2 separate regions of the Homo sapiens genome follow, and region 1 is linked to region 2. The links are chromatin contacts, found by Hi-C or POLR2A ChIA-PET in ENCODE. All regions are on one chromosome and are shown on one strand. The core of a region is the stretch at or near the end of the contact, and the rest is flanking DNA. Distances in the headings are between cores, read along the strand shown.

What was found. Hi-C counts contacts between places; a loop is a spot of excess contacts on that map. ChIA-PET counts read pairs that join two places held with the same protein, here RNA polymerase II (POLR2A). Pooled maps may share reads with other maps.
Region 1: a map of naive thymus-derived CD4-positive, alpha-beta T cell shows a loop between it and region 2 (8-fold over the local background). The contact joins two enhancer-like sites. A Hi-C loop is called at or near these places in 3 of 168 maps with a recorded cell type or tissue (CD8-positive, alpha-beta T cell and naive thymus-derived CD4-positive, alpha-beta T cell), 2 of 37 single-sample maps with no recorded cell type and 10 of 50 pooled maps. POLR2A ChIA-PET finds 5 or more read pairs at or near these places in 8 of 52 experiments (CD4-positive, alpha-beta T cell, CD4-positive, alpha-beta memory T cell, Caco-2 and 4 more).

Annotation. Positions count from the first base shown.
Region 1 is chr7:143,244,667-143,252,485 of GRCh38, reverse strand. The region is part of intron 2 of LOC105375546 (a long non-coding RNA gene); the gene reads right to left. Among named protein-coding and RNA genes, the nearest start is that of GSTK1, 15 kb to the left of the region's middle. RefSeq lists a silencer at 5,409-5,585. Within about 2 kb of position 3,570, at least 3 of the 41 ENCODE cell types and tissues checked have a DNase peak (open chromatin) inside an H3K27ac peak, as active enhancers do.
Region 2 is chr7:142,807,105-142,814,328 of GRCh38, reverse strand. LOC105375541 (a long non-coding RNA gene) reads right to left here and starts at 132. Exons shown (of 2, transcript XR_001745392.2): 1 at 1-132. It also overlaps TRB and TRBV30. RefSeq lists a cis regulatory region at 4,728-5,619 and an enhancer at 4,741-5,940. Within about 2 kb of position 5,393, at least 10 of the 41 ENCODE cell types and tissues checked have a DNase peak (open chromatin) inside an H3K27ac peak, as active enhancers do.

The sequences.
Region 1 (7,819 bases), core at 2,321-4,820, 440 kb before region 2:
AAAATATACTTGTTATGATTTTAATCCTCTTGAATTTGTTAAGCCTCATTTTGTGGCTATATAAGTCAGTTCTCACACTGCTATAAAGAAATACCTAAGACTGGGTAATTTATAAAGAAAAGAGGTTTAATTGGCTCCCAGTTCCACAGGCTGTATAGGAAGCATGGCAGGAAACTTAAAATCATGGCAGAAGGTGAAGGGGAAGCAGGCACATCTTATGTGGCTAGAGCAGGAGGAAGAGAGAAGGGGGAGGTACTAAACACTTCTAAACAACCAGATCTCATGATAACTCACTACCACAAGAACAGCTCCAGGGGGAAATCCACCACCGTGATCCAATCACCTCCCACCAGACCCCACCTCCGACACTGGGGATTATTACAATTTGACATGAGATTTGGGCAGGGACACAGACCCAAACCATATCAGTGGCCTAACATTTAGAGCCATCTTAGATAATGTTCTGTGTGCACTTGAGAAGAATGTATATTTTGTTGCTGTTGGATGAAATGTTTTGTATATGTGCATTAGTTCCATTTAGCCTAACTTGTAATTCAAAGCCAATGTTATCTTACTGATTTTCTGTCTAGATGATCTGTCCATTGTTCAAAATGGAGTGTTGAAGTTTCCTACTATTATTATATTGCAGTCTATCTTTCCCTTCAGATTATTTATTTATTTATTTGAGATAGCGTCTTGTTTTGTCACCCAGGCTGGAGTGCAATGGTGTGATCTTGGCTCACTGCAGCCTCGACCTTCTGGGCTCAAATGATCTTCCCACCTCCTGAGTAGCTGGGCCTACAGATGTGCACTGCCATGCCTGGCTAATTTTGTTTATGTTTTGTAGAGATGAGGTCTCACTATGTTGTCCAGGCTAGTTTCAAACTCCTGGGCTCAAGGAATCCTCCTGCCTCAGCCTCCCAAAGTGTTGGAATTATAGACGTGAGCCACCACACCCAGCCTGCATTCAGATCATTTAATAGTTGCTTTTTATATTTAGATGTTCTAATGTTGGGAGCATATGTATTTACACTTGTTTTGTCCTCTTCATGAATTGAACCCCCTATTATTGTATAATGACCTTCTTTGTCTTTTTTTTTTTTTTTTTTTTTTTACAGTTTTTGACTTAGTCTATTAGGTCTGCTATCAGTATAGCTACTACTGCTCTCTTTTGGCTTCCATTTGCATGGAATATCTTTTTTCATCCCTTTGCTTTCAGTCTTTGTGTGTTTTTACTAATAATGTGAGCCTCTTGTAGGCTACATTTTTTTTTAAATCCACTCAGTTACTTTCTTTTGATTGGATAATTTAATTCATTTTTATTTAAGGTAATTATTTAATAGGTGTGGACTTCCTACTGCTATGTTGTAACTTGTTTTCTTTTGTCATTTTTCTTTTTTCATGCCTTGCTATTTTTTTTTGTGGTTTGGTGGTTTCCTGTAGTGATATGCTTCAAATTATTTCTTTTTATGTTTTGTGCAACTACTATAGGTTTTTGTTTTTGCTTTGTAGTTACCATGAGGCTTACATGAAACATCTTATACTTATAATAGGCTATTTTAAACAGATAACAACTTAACTCTATTCACATACAAAAATTCTACACTTTTACCCCAACCACCTCTTATAATATTGATATAAAATTTTACGTCTTTCTGTAATTTGTATCCCTTAACGATTTATTGCAGCTATAGTTGTTTTTAATACTTTTATCTTTTAACCCTCATAGTAGAGATAAAATTGCTTTATACACCACCATTAGAGTAGTAGATTATCCTGAATATGCCCATTGAGTTTTATATTTTCATATGCTTTGTTATTAATTAAATACCTTTTATTTCAGCTTAAAGAACTCTTTTTTAGCAATTCCTGCATGATTACTAGGCAGGACTAGTAATGATGAACACCCTTAAATTTTGTTTGTCTGGTGAAGTTTTTATTCTTCCTTATTTCAGAGGGACTTCTTCTGGATATATTCTTGTTTGGCACTGTTTTCCTTCAGCACTTTGAGTATATTATCCCACTCTGTCCTTATCTGCAGGGTTTTTGCTGAGACATCCACTGCTAGTCACATTGAGATTCCTTAAGATGTGATATTTCCTTATCTCTTTCTGCTTTCAGAGTTCTTTCTGTCTTTAATTTTGACAGTTTGATTATGATATGTCTTGTTGAACACCTCTTTGAGTTGAATTTTGTTGGAGACCTCTGAGCTCCCTGTACCTGGGTATTGACATCTTTCCCTAGATTTGGGAAGTTTTCAACCATTTTTTAAAAAGTGCTTTCTGGCACTTTCTCTCTTTCTCCACTTTCTGCCACTTCTATTTTTACTTATTTATTTATTTGAGGCAAGATCTCTCTCTGTTATCCAGGCTGGAGTGCAGTGACATGATCGTAGCTCACCATAACCTCGAACACCTTGGCTCAAGCTCAGCTTCTGGAATAGCTGGGACTACAGATGTGTGCCACCATGCCTGGCTAATTTTATTTTTGTAGAGATGGAGATCTTGCTGTGTTGCCCAGGCTGGTTTTGAACTCCTTGCCTCAAGCGATCCTCCCAGTGCCACTTTTATTATGTAAATTTAGTTATCTTGATGATATCCTATAATTCCCATAGGCTTTCTGTCTTCATTTTATTCTCTTTTCTTTCTTCCCTGAGTAATTTCAAATGTACCATCTTCAACCTCACTGATTCCTTCTTCTGCTTGATTGAGTCTGCCATTGAAGAGTTTTATTGAATTTTTCAGCTCATTTATTATATTCTTTTTCTCTAAAATTTCTATTTTTATTGTTTTTATTTCTTTGCCAAACTTTTTGTTTTGTTTGTGCATTGTATTTTAAATTTTATTTAATTTTCTATTCATGTTTTCTTGTAGTTCCCTGAGCTTCTTGAAGAGGATTTTTTTCTGAAGTTTTTATCAGTCATCTAGGGTCTGTTTCCTAAATGAGTGGTACTGCTATTTGAAATTTTATAGTTCTTCATTTTTTTAGGGTCCATTATTGGAGCATTATTAATTTCTTTGGTGGTGTCATATTTCTCTGTTTTTTTGTAATTCTGTGTCTTTGTGTCAGTGTCTGCACATTTGAGGAATCACCTACCTTGTCTGGTTTTTGCTGGTGTTCTGCACTGGGGATGGAGCTTCGCTATTTAGCCTGGCCTGTGTTTCTGAACGGGTCAGCTGGTAGTGACCCTATGCAGGCAGACCTTGCTCTTGGGTTCTTTAGTTGGGCTGAGCTGCTGCCTAAGCTCAAAGGTCAGCTGGAGCTGCTGGCTGTACTCTGTACTCTAGTAAGAGCACTGGCTGGGCTTTGTGTTTAGGTAGAACTTGTGGCTAGGCTCTGCAATCATGTCTGATTGAGCAGATTTGCAGGCTCTTTTTCATAGGTTAGTGGTATGCTGTTTGGAATCTGGCTGGACAGGGCTACAGGCTGGGCCTTAGCCTTAGGGCTGGATGAGTCTCTGAGGTCACTGCTTGCCCACTTGGGATGGGCAAAGCCAGAGGCTATGCTCTACAGATATGCACAGTTTCAAGCTTTCCTCCCTCCCCAGGCCTGGAAGAACCTCAGGTTGGGCTGTGAAGCAGGGAAGGGTCATTGCTTGACCACAAGAGTTGGGTGCAGCCAAATGCTCTGCTCTGCAAATATGTGGGGGCATGAACTTCCCTTCCTATGAAGTTATAAATTACAACACTTTTTGTAATAGCAACAGATTGGAAAGCACCTAATGTTCATTGTTATGGGAGTAATTCAATACATCAATATTTAGAATATCTTGCATCTTTAAAAAGAATTTGGAAGCTCTTTTCTATTACTATTTAATGATATTCCATATATTAATAAGTGAAAAAAGCAAGATGTAAAATGATGCATATTATTATCTTAAAAGTTGGAAATATTCTGTAAATGTGTGAAATACACATGCATGTATATACTTCCTGATATTGCTTAATGGAGTGACAAAGAACTGACAAAATTGTTGCTTTTGAGGAGGAAACATAGGTAAGTGAGTACCAGGGTATGAGGGAGAGTTTTTGTTGTATATGACATTTAAAACTCATTAAATTTTTGACCCATGTAAGTAAATTATCTACCCAGAAAGAAGCACAGATACGAAGGAAAGAAGGAGGGAGGAATGGGTGTAGGGAAAGATGAAGGGAGGAAGGAGGGAAAAAAAGCAATGAAGAAAGGAAGAAAGTTGCCCTTAGGAAATTATACTGGCAGAAGTGGGAGGGAATTAGAAGGAGGCTGTTATTATTTATGTGATTTTCTTTTACCATTTGTATATTTTACCTGGATTTAAGGAAAATGTCAATTATGAAGGCCATATGGCAACATCTGTGACAGAGTGTTAAGATACAATATTTGCCAAGATACCACTGAGTACTGAGTATTTATATTACTGGTTCTCAGCACTTGACATTTTCCTAAGGATTTATCAATGGTTATATGAAACTCTGTGTGCTAGCTTTCTCACTTAGGAAAACATACCAAATGTAAGAGAGTGAAATTGACATTATTATAATTCTAATCTTGGGTGTGCTATGCTATATTAAAAGAGATAAACCTTAGCAAACTGGGGTACTTTAAATATGATTAATAAGTTTAGGTAGAACATCTCATGATTCATCGGGACATATCAGTGTGACAATATTGAAGCTGAGAACAACTAATATATACTGTAATTATATCCTTATAAAATATGTATTCAGATGGACAAAAACAAAAGAAAATGAAAAAATAAAAATAGCTGCATTACATATCGTGTAATTTCTCCTAATTTCTCAGACTCTAATGTCTTTTCCTTCCTTCCTTCCTTCCTTCCTCCCTCCCTCTTCCTCCCTCCCTCTCCCTCCCTCCTTCCTCCTTCTTCTTTTCTCTCTCTTTCTTTTTCTTTCTTTCTTTCTTTCTTTCTTTTTCTTTCTTTCTTTCTTTTTCTTTCTTTCCTTCCTTCTTTCCTTCCTTCTTTCTTTCTTCAGCTTTATTGAAGTTTAACTGACACATAATAAACTGCACATATTTAAAGTATATGCCTTGGTAAGTTTTGACATGTGTATATCCCTGTTAACTTGCCATCACAATCAAGATAATGAACATTTATGTCACCCTCCTTCCAAATTTTCTTACGACCCTTTGCAATCCCTTCCTCCATTTCTCCCTGCCCTCCATCCCCACTGATCTGGTGTCTGTCATGATAGATTATCTTATAAATATATATTTTTGTACATTAAAAGTTTTTGTGCTCCAATATAAACTTGAGAAGCCAGAGTCATTGTTTCACATTGTCACATTTGGGAGGCAGCCTCCTGAAGATTACAGTGGAGGAGCTTTATCAGGGATTGATTTTATGATCAACACCTGTGGAGAGGAAGTGATGGGATGGGAAGAGAAGGGAAGAAAATGAGAGAGTCAGGCAGAGGGAAAGGTTGGCTGTGGTGCTGTGATGCTGTCTCAGCAAAGGACCCTGTCAGTTCTACAAGGAATTCTGAGATTGTACTGAGTTCCGGTGAGTTGGCTGGGACTTTACATCCCCTTATGAGCTAGTCTCAGGTTATGCGCTGCCCTGGGAAGGGGCCCTGACCTTGGCTGAGGTGACTCTTCAGCTCAGGGCTGACAGCTGAAGGCTGCTGGCAGCACCTCACCTGCTTGGGTTTATGTCTAAGGGAGCCTGTGCAGAACATCGGTGTCCCCAGTGCAATAATCCTGGTATTTCTCCCATTCTGAGCCGTTCTTTGAAAACACAGTTGTTAGAGAAACAAAGTTGAAATGTGGGAAGGGAAGGGATATGGAAATATTTTCAGAGACTCTTCTTTTTTTAAAAGAATTTGAAAGGATAGTGAGAACAATCCTTAAATTCATGTCAGAAAAGAGGATTCATTTGTTCATTAATTCACACGTTTATTCATTTCACTAGTGCAGGATTTCTTAACCTCAGCATATTGACACATTGGAATGGATAATTATTGGTTGTGGGGGCTGTTGTGTTTATTGTAAAAATGTTTTTGTAACATTTCTGGCCTCTACCCACTGGATGCCACTAGGTGCCCAGGTGTGACCACCAAATATTATGCTAAATGAAAGAAGATGGATGCAAAGTACTATGTGTTATACAATTTCATTTGCATAACATTTTCAGAATAGACAGGAAGCAAATCAGTGGTTTCTCCTAAGGCTGGCAGTGAGAGTGGGGATTGACTGAACATTGGCATGAGGGAACTTTTAAGGTGACAAAATTGCCAAGTGTTTCCTGGTGGCATCAAAATCACCCTGGTTGCAAACCTGCACTGGTGTCTATTGAGTGTCTCCTCTGCCTCATGCACTGTTCTGAGTGCTTGGGGTTATAAGCACTCCATCTGATGTGGGAGTCAAAAGGCAAAACATCAATTGGCAAATTCAATACAAAGTGTGTTTTGTGTGTGCGTGTGTGTGTGTGTGTTGAGGGAAGGAGTGTTAAGGATGTTGAGAAAGAATCAGGGAATGCTTCTCAGAGGAAGTAACCCTAAATGAAGACTTGAACTGTAGGTAGGAAGTAAGTAGACCGTGGATAGCACTGTAGTCAGGGTTGCAATTATAGAATACAATAGACTGCATAGCTTATAAACAGCAGACATTTATTTCTGGTAGGTCTGGAGGCTGGGAAGTCCAAGATCAAGGAGCTGGCAGATATGGTGTCTGATGAGGGCTCACTTTCTGGCTCACAAATGGCCATCTCCTCCCTGTGTCCTCATGTGGTAGAAAGGACAGGGAACTCTCTGGGTCCCTTTCATAAGGCCACCCACCCGATTTATGAGGGCTCCACCCTCATGACCTAATCATTTTCCAAAGCCCCCACTTCCTAATACCATCACCTTGGGGGTTAGGATTCTAACCTATGAGTTTTGTGGGGACACACACATTCAGCCAATAGCAGAGAGGAAGAGCAGATAGATATTCCATACAGAGCCAGCAACATTATGGAAAAGCCCATTGTCTGGAGTCTTGAGGAACTGAGAGAAATTCTCTTTAGCTGAAGGATTTGAAGGAGGGCAATGGTGAGAGATGAGGCTGGAGCTACGGCAGGTAGAGGCAAGGCAAAGTCATGTGACAAGATTTACAATCTCTCCTGGAATAACCTCAAGCTTAGTGTGATCTTAAAAACGTATTTTATAGAAAAGAAGTAATTTCATTGCCTAAGTACTCAGAATTGCTTCCTGTTGGTGTAGAAAAACATACAGGAACTGTTAGTAATTTACTCTTGCGATGAATCACACAGCCACATTTATTTTTATTGTTTGGCAAACACACATGTAGCTTACTACATCAGTCACTCTTCTAAGTACTTTATAAATATTAACTAATTTAATCCTTTTAACAACCCTACAAGGTAAGTACCATTTTTTAGCAACTTGATATATTTGCCATAAAGATCACCCATTGTAAGTGTACCATTCAATAGTTTTTAGTATATTTATACAGTTGTGCAACCATCACTACAATTCAGCCTTAGAATGTTTTCATCATCTCAAAGTCTTTTCTTTTTTTCTTTGGTGCTTGCTACTTTGTAGTCAATCCTGGTTGAGAACCTGCACTCAATCCCACTCCCACCCCCTAAGAAACCACGGATCTTCTTTTTGTCTTTATAGATTTGTCCTTTCTGGAAATTTCATATAAATGGAATCATGCAATACGTAGTTTTTTTTTTTGCATCTGACTTTTTTCTACTTAGCATAATGTTCTTGAAGTTCATCTATGCTGTAGCATGTATTTATAGTTTTAAACATTTTATTGCTGAATAGTATTCCATTGTATGGATGTAACACATTGTTGATGGTCATTTGGATTGTTT
Region 2 (7,224 bases), core at 4,144-6,643:
AGCTATTATGAATCCTTACTATTATGAATTCGTGGCTTGACTGTGTTTTTTGTGGCTCGTGATCCCTTCAGCCCCTACCTTCCACCCCATGCCATTGTAAATCTCCCAATCTTTGCTGCAGACATAGGGAGTCAAAAAAAAAAAAAAAAAAAAAAAAAAAAAAAAGCCAACATATGTAAGAGTGCCTGCCTGCAGTGCACCAGGCAAAATGCATCTTTCAACAATTTTTAGATATTGTCATCATTATTTTCACTTTATAGATAAGAAAATTGAGAATCAGGGTTTGCTTGAGAGTTCCCAAGCCAGCAAGAAGCAGAGCTGTGAAATGAACCCAAATCCATATGATTCCAAGTCTCTGTGATGTTTCCTATTACTCATATTGCATTTAGAGGATAAATTAGATCTAGTTGGCCCATTAGAGACACATGGAGCAGATTCCAACTTTGATCAGTTCAGGAGTTAATTATGCCTGTCCAGGTCTCAAAATCTGTCTGCCAGGGATGAAGATTATGCAGGCGATCCCTTTGGCTGTCATAGAAGCTTCCTGCCCTCAGAACTGAGCATTTCTGCTTTGATTACCCCAAAATACCTGAATCTCTTGAGCCCTATCCTTTCATCTCCCAGGTAACATGTCTAGCTCTAGTTTCCAATTTCAGATAAACTAAAATCTTTTTTCATCCTTCTATCAGTATCACAGTTTCTCTGAAGCTTTCCCAGGCTTCTGATGTCTCCCGGGGGAGCTGGAGAGTTACCTTTAGTTTACAGGTAAATAATGAGTCATTAAATATATTTACATACCAGGATGTCAGCAGGAATGCAAAGAAGATAACAAGTGCAGAGTATAGCTGGTTCCCAGGGAGGCTGGGGGTGATTCACCACACTCTTAAAAGAAGACTAGCCTCATTTCCTCCCCAGCTCATGGGGTAGGATTCCTCTGCTCTGGCAGCAGATCTCCCAGAGGGAGCAGCCTGACCACATCACTGGCCCAGAAGAGGAGGCGTCTGTCCCCCAGACTAGCTGAAGGAAAGGCTGGCTTGGATGATGCTCTGCTCTCTCCTTGCCCTTCTCCTGGGCACTTTCTTTGGTGGGTGCCCTCCTCTCTGGCAAGCCTCTTTTCTCATCCTCACCCTCACCCCAATCCCGTGAATGCAGAGTCTGAGCTGTTGGTTTGACACTCTTGAGTCTATTCCTGATTGTCTGGAACAGATATGGGAATTTAGCCTTAGGGGCTGATCTGATGATTCTTAGTTCTCTCTATCTCCTGAGAAGGAGTTCGTTCTGTTGGTCTTCCCTGGCCCAGGGATGCTTTGCATCCTTGGCTCCCCCAGTCTACTCCCCATGATGGATTCCAGGTGCCTGTGTCATGCAAGAGCTTGAGCTGCCCCTCTGTCTGGGGAAGGCAAGCCAGGCTGGGGTGCTCCTCTGTAAATGGCACTTTATCTTTCCCACAGGGGTCAGATCTCAGACTATTCATCAATGGCCAGCGACCCTGGTGCAGCCTGTGGGCAGCCCGCTCTCTCTGGAGTGCACTGTGGAGGGAACATCAAACCCCAACCTATACTGGTACCGACAGGCTGCAGGCAGGGGCCTCCAGCTGCTCTTCTACTCCGTTGGTATTGGCCAGATCAGCTCTGAGGTGCCCCAGAATCTCTCAGCCTCCAGACCCCAGGACCGGCAGTTCATCCTGAGTTCTAAGAAGCTCCTTCTCAGTGACTCTGGCTTCTATCTCTGTGCCTGGAGTGTCACACTGAGCTGGGTGGGGCAGACATCTGTGCAAAAACCCCACCCTCTCCTGAGCCCTAACCATACTCCCCAGGGGCCTTCACTTAGGGACTGGGTGGAGGATATTTGTAAGTAGGTTTCTGACTGCTGGCCAATGTGAAAGCAATGGAATAAAGCGAGAATTCTACAAAAGACTCTACTAAGTTCTCAGGGAGAACAAAAAATTGTATGTGTGCAGAACCTGTGATTTGCCTGCACATAGTCAAGTTCTCAATGTATGGATGTCCCGGCCCAGGCTACCATACTCCAGCCCTCAAGGTGTGCTATACCTTGCCTGATTTTCTAGTCTTCCAAATTCTTCTATGTGTGCCGTGGGGAGGGGGTTTGTGCATATATGGCTGAGAGAAAGGATATACCTGTGGCAGGAGGTGAGCTGGTGAACAAACGGGAGGATGCCAACCCAGGTTACTTAATTGGTTAATTTCATCACCTGGAGAGTCTCCTGTCATTGATCTTTCTGCTGAGACTAGAAATTATGGGGAGGCTTAGACCTGAGGCTTTGAGTCAGGCAAAGAGGCAAGATGTTCAGGAGACTGTTCTCATTCGAGGCAGAAGTGTGGTTTTGTTAGTATAGGTAACATGCACTTAGGCCAGACGTGGTAGCTCATGCCTGTAATCCCAGCACTTTGGGAGGCTGAGGCAGGAGGATCACCTGAGGTCAGGAGTTTGAGACCAGCCTGGCCAATATGGTGAAACCTGTCTCTACTAAAAGTACAAAAATTAACCGGGCGTGGTGGCAGGCGTCTGTAATACTAGCTACTTGGGAGGCTGAGGCAAGAGAATCACTTGAACCTGGGAGGTGGAGGTTGCAGTGAGCCAAGATCATGCCACTGCACTCTAGCCTGGGTGACAGAGCGAGACTCTGTCTCAAAAAAAAAAAAAATAAAAATAAGCTTGCACTTAGAAATTTTGGTGATGTTTGAGGTTTTAAAAAATGTCCTGTTGTACTATCTTGTAGCCCTTCCTTTGTAGCAAAGACAGACAGATGGTGATCCAAGAGATACGCAAGAAGAGGACCGTGTGTGTAATGGTTGAGCTCTAAAAAAGAGAAATCACTTGGATGGAAATGAAGGAGAGGAAAAGGCTGATGTGGATGGCTGGGAAGAGGTTCGATGGTTACCTTGGCAACTGAGCTTCCTTCCTCATCCCCATCCCTCCCTAGTCCTTGTTCTTAAAAAGATTTTCTTTCTAATGTCCCTTCCCCTCCACAAGGGGGCACAAGATGTCTTAAAATACTCCATTCCGGGCATCATTTAACCTAGATCAATCCAGACACGTGCATATTTCTAGTATCATTTAATCTGAAGTGGAAAATCTGAGATGTAGACACAGAGTGATCAAGAACATATGGAATAATGCCCAGGGGTCCCTACTGAACTTTAAGGATCACCTATGTATTAAGCAGCTATTATTTGCTGGACACAGTGAGTCATTTTGAGGATTAAAAAGAAAAATAAAATGTACTCGAGATGGTGTTGGGCACAGTCATAGCATGATTTAGTCAAAGCACTTGATTTTTGTAGTCTAAAAATTTGCTAGTTGTTATGAACTTGACCTAGTTATTTAATTTTACTAAGTTTCAAGTTTTTCCCCACCTATAAAACTTGCCTCATTGAATTGTTATGTGTATTAAATGAGATGGTGTTTATAAAGCCCTATTACAAGCTCTAATTTTCAACAGGTATTATTTTCCGCTCCTTAAGCTTACAAGATTATTTTCATTACAACTTACCCAAGAGGAAGACTTAGTTAAAAAATTTCAAATCATAAACTACAAGTATGTAATAAATATTAATATTTAAAATGCTAAACATGCTTGGATGGCAAAACCATGAAACTTGAACCCTATGCTGTGCCTATTCAGATGCTGATTCTGTAGGGGCTTTATACAGCTTCAGAATCCTCATTAATAGAGAAATGTCTCAGGCAATCACCACTAGTCAAGTAGAATTAGTAGAGACTTGAGGCAGATTTTTCCTTCCTGTAATATACTGCAAAAATTCTGGAAAACTTCACAAAGGACATAAAATTGTAGCTAAGTTTAGCTCTTTAGGAGGCTAATAGTTATATAAGCAAAATGACATTGCAAGCAGGAGAGTCAGTTTGTGTAGAAATGTGCAGGTCTATGTGAATATTGTAAGTTTTAGAGAATCTGAAGAAAAAAAGTCCTGATCATTGCACAGAGCATCCTAGAGACAGGTGAGCATTGAAGGAGAGGCTTGAAAGCCACCTAAATTCAGCAGAACAAATTAACATCCTCCATGTTATCTGCTCTTATTCATGCAAGACTGTTCATTCCCATAACTGTTTCCATACCATCTAGGACTCAGAAATCCACAGTCATTATAATTCCAGGGGACAAAGGAAAGCAGTTTAGGATGACCGATCCTGTTCAGACATGCTGTCTCTTGCCAATAATTCATCAAACTCACTTGCCCCTTTAATCAGATGAGGCTGTCTCTTTTCTAGGAGAGCTTCCAGGATTTGCATCTGATTTTGCAGATGTGCAGGATGACTATTTCCATATATCTCCTTCCCTGGCCAGTTGCACATGGAAGATTCAGGGCCACATGCTGGTGGCCAGAGGCACTCTCCCCAAGATGCTTCTCATAGATCTCAGCCACCCATGGGACTTATAAGGAGATACCCTTGTGCCTCTAAATAGATCTCAGCCACCCATGGGACTTATAGGGAGTCACCCTGGGGCCTCTGGACAGCTTGAGTAAGATGAAGAATGCCCGGGGTTGGGAAGCTGGTAATACTAAAATTAGGCGACTTCTTATTTTTGCCCAGGATTCAGTGGTTTGGGATAAGAATGCTACAATCCCTTGAGCTCCTGCAGAGCAGGCTTGACCTATTATATACCTGGTAATTTCCCACTACTTACTTTGGGGGTTTCTGCCTCTCTAGTTTTTCATTCTGTCTTGCATTATGTTCTTCTAAGATGTGTTAGAAAATATTCATCACACAGACCTTACAGGCTTTAGCAACTACAGGAAAAAACTACGAGGAGCCAGTCAATGCAGTGCACAAACACTGGCTCAGACATCCAGGGACTGTCCGTTTTGCAGTCTGTTGGTTATCTAGGGCTACCTCTCCTGTGACTCATCAGCACCTCTCATTACATGAGTGGAAGGAAGTGGGAGGATACATGTGGAGGGAGGTGGAAGGGAGTTTGGGGGGCAGGTGGGAAGAGAGAGTTGCCTGAGTGATGTGGGACCAGAAGGGATCCCAACTGGGTCAGAGCAGTTATTGCAGCTGTTTTTCATTCTCCACTATCTTCATGGTGCCCACTGTGGCCTTTGATCTTGTGCATAACCTCCAGCAGGTGTAAAGATGTGTTGGGGGAGGGGAGGCCTGCACATGGATCTGGGATACCTAGATTCCCCTCTAGAGACCCTGCCCCTCCCCTCTGAAGTTCTATTTCTACTGCCAGGATGCTAACCAGGGGCCCAGGTAGAAAGAGCAGCATAGGAGGGGGTTGGGTGCCGGATGCGGTGAGTGTGGTTCTCATGATGCTCTGAAGGTGGGTGGGTGGAGGGAGCAACTTTCACAGGCACCCCAGATGCAGGACCCAGTAAATGTCAAACCACATCCTGTTGTGACTGTAAGAGATGGAGCTAGGGCAGGTGGCTGCTGTGGCTTGGTGCTGATGTGACTCAGAGATAAACAGCCCGGCAGCCAGCACTGGGCTCAGAACCCCCATTCCTACCCCAGTTGTCAGCTATTACCTAAAAGACCCCGATTTACATCTCATTACTTCCCACCTTTTGATTCAGGGCCACTCTCCTTTTTAACACAATTTTCTTGTCATTCATGGCCCTAGACCTTTTTGATGGAGGAGGGCCAGGGAACAGGTGTCAGGGCTCCAGTTGACTCTTGCTAACTGTGGGACTCCAGTGCCAGTGCTGTCCTCTTCCACCATCAGACTGTCTGAGACTATGTCACAGATATGTATGATTTGAGGCCAGGAAGAGCTTAGCTTCTCTGAGTTCCCATTCTCTTGGTACTTCAGAGACTGCAGGCTTTGAATCAGAGAATCTGAAGAGCAGAGTTTGAAGATTCTTAGAGATCACTTTACCCAATGTCCTCATATCACAGAGGAGGACATATAAGCCCAGAGAATAAAAATGAGTTGTTCAGAGCCATGCAGCTGGGGCCAGAGGAGGACCAGAAGCTAATTCTCTGTGTTTTAGCAGCTCCTGGACTTCAGACAAGGCTTGGGGAATGTGGGGTCTCTGTTGAGCTGTGATCTTGCTATGAATTTCATGAATCACTCTTATAGTAATGAATCAGGCAAGATGATCATATCTGAGATGGCATGAGGATAGAAGGATAAATATAATGAATCACAAAATTAGAATCCTGCAGAATCTTAATAGGTTGGAGAGATAAGCTGAATAAACATGATAAACATTCTCTCTCTCCCTCCTCCCCCACCAAACAGAGAAAACCATCTATATGAACACAGGAAGGGGAATATGTGAAAGAAGGATATGTGAAAAAACACCCAGGGGGTGAGTCAAAGTGAGCTCTGTGAGTCAACGGGATGGTGAGCGTACAAAAAGTAGATAAATTGTCCTAATGGAACCAACTAACGTATAAGATGTTGAGAAAGAGGAGGCAAAGTTCCCCCTTTACTCTTTGTAGGTCAGAACCCACCTGGTGCTGGGTCAGGTCCTGTACAACACATTTTTTAAAAGATAGAGGGATAAAAACAAACTTTAATGTTTTCAGAAGGGAGTGATTGGGCTATGGAAAGTAGGACGTGCTCAAAACTGTGCCCTATAATAACAAAATTGAGAAAACTGAAAATGTTTTGCCTGAAAAAAATCTTCAGGTTGGTAGTAGTTATAATAACACCTAATACTTACTGATATTGTTCTAAAAGCTTTACATGTTGTGTGGGTTAAATGAGATAAAACGATCTTATGAAGTTGGGCTTGTAATTGAGCTCATTTTACAGCAAGGAAAACTGAGTCTCAGAGGTGATCACTTGCCCAGGGTCACATAGTTGATAAATGACAGAACTAAGGCTTAAACCCAGGTCTCTGCATTACAACATCTTCTTTGCTACGATAATGTTTTCATCCATCCACTACATGCTTTTTTTCCATTCCAAAAACTCAAGTTTTAAAGTTTCTAATGATTCTGTCTCGCATAGATTTATGGGTTCTTGCCAGAATATGGGCACTCTGTTGCATGTAGACACCTGAGAGGGCTTTTGGGGGGACTATAGGGTCCCAGAGATAAGTGAATAGCAACTGTAGGTTGGCAAAAAGGAGCTGAGAATTAGCTTTACATGTTGTGTGGATTAAATGCTCATATTCACAGAGGGCAGTTGAGATCAGTTGCAGAGCAAGCTGATAAAAATCCTTTGGAAATAGTCACAGGTGTAGGCTCATTTTCAGATCCTTTTTGCTGACCTACAGAAGCCATTCA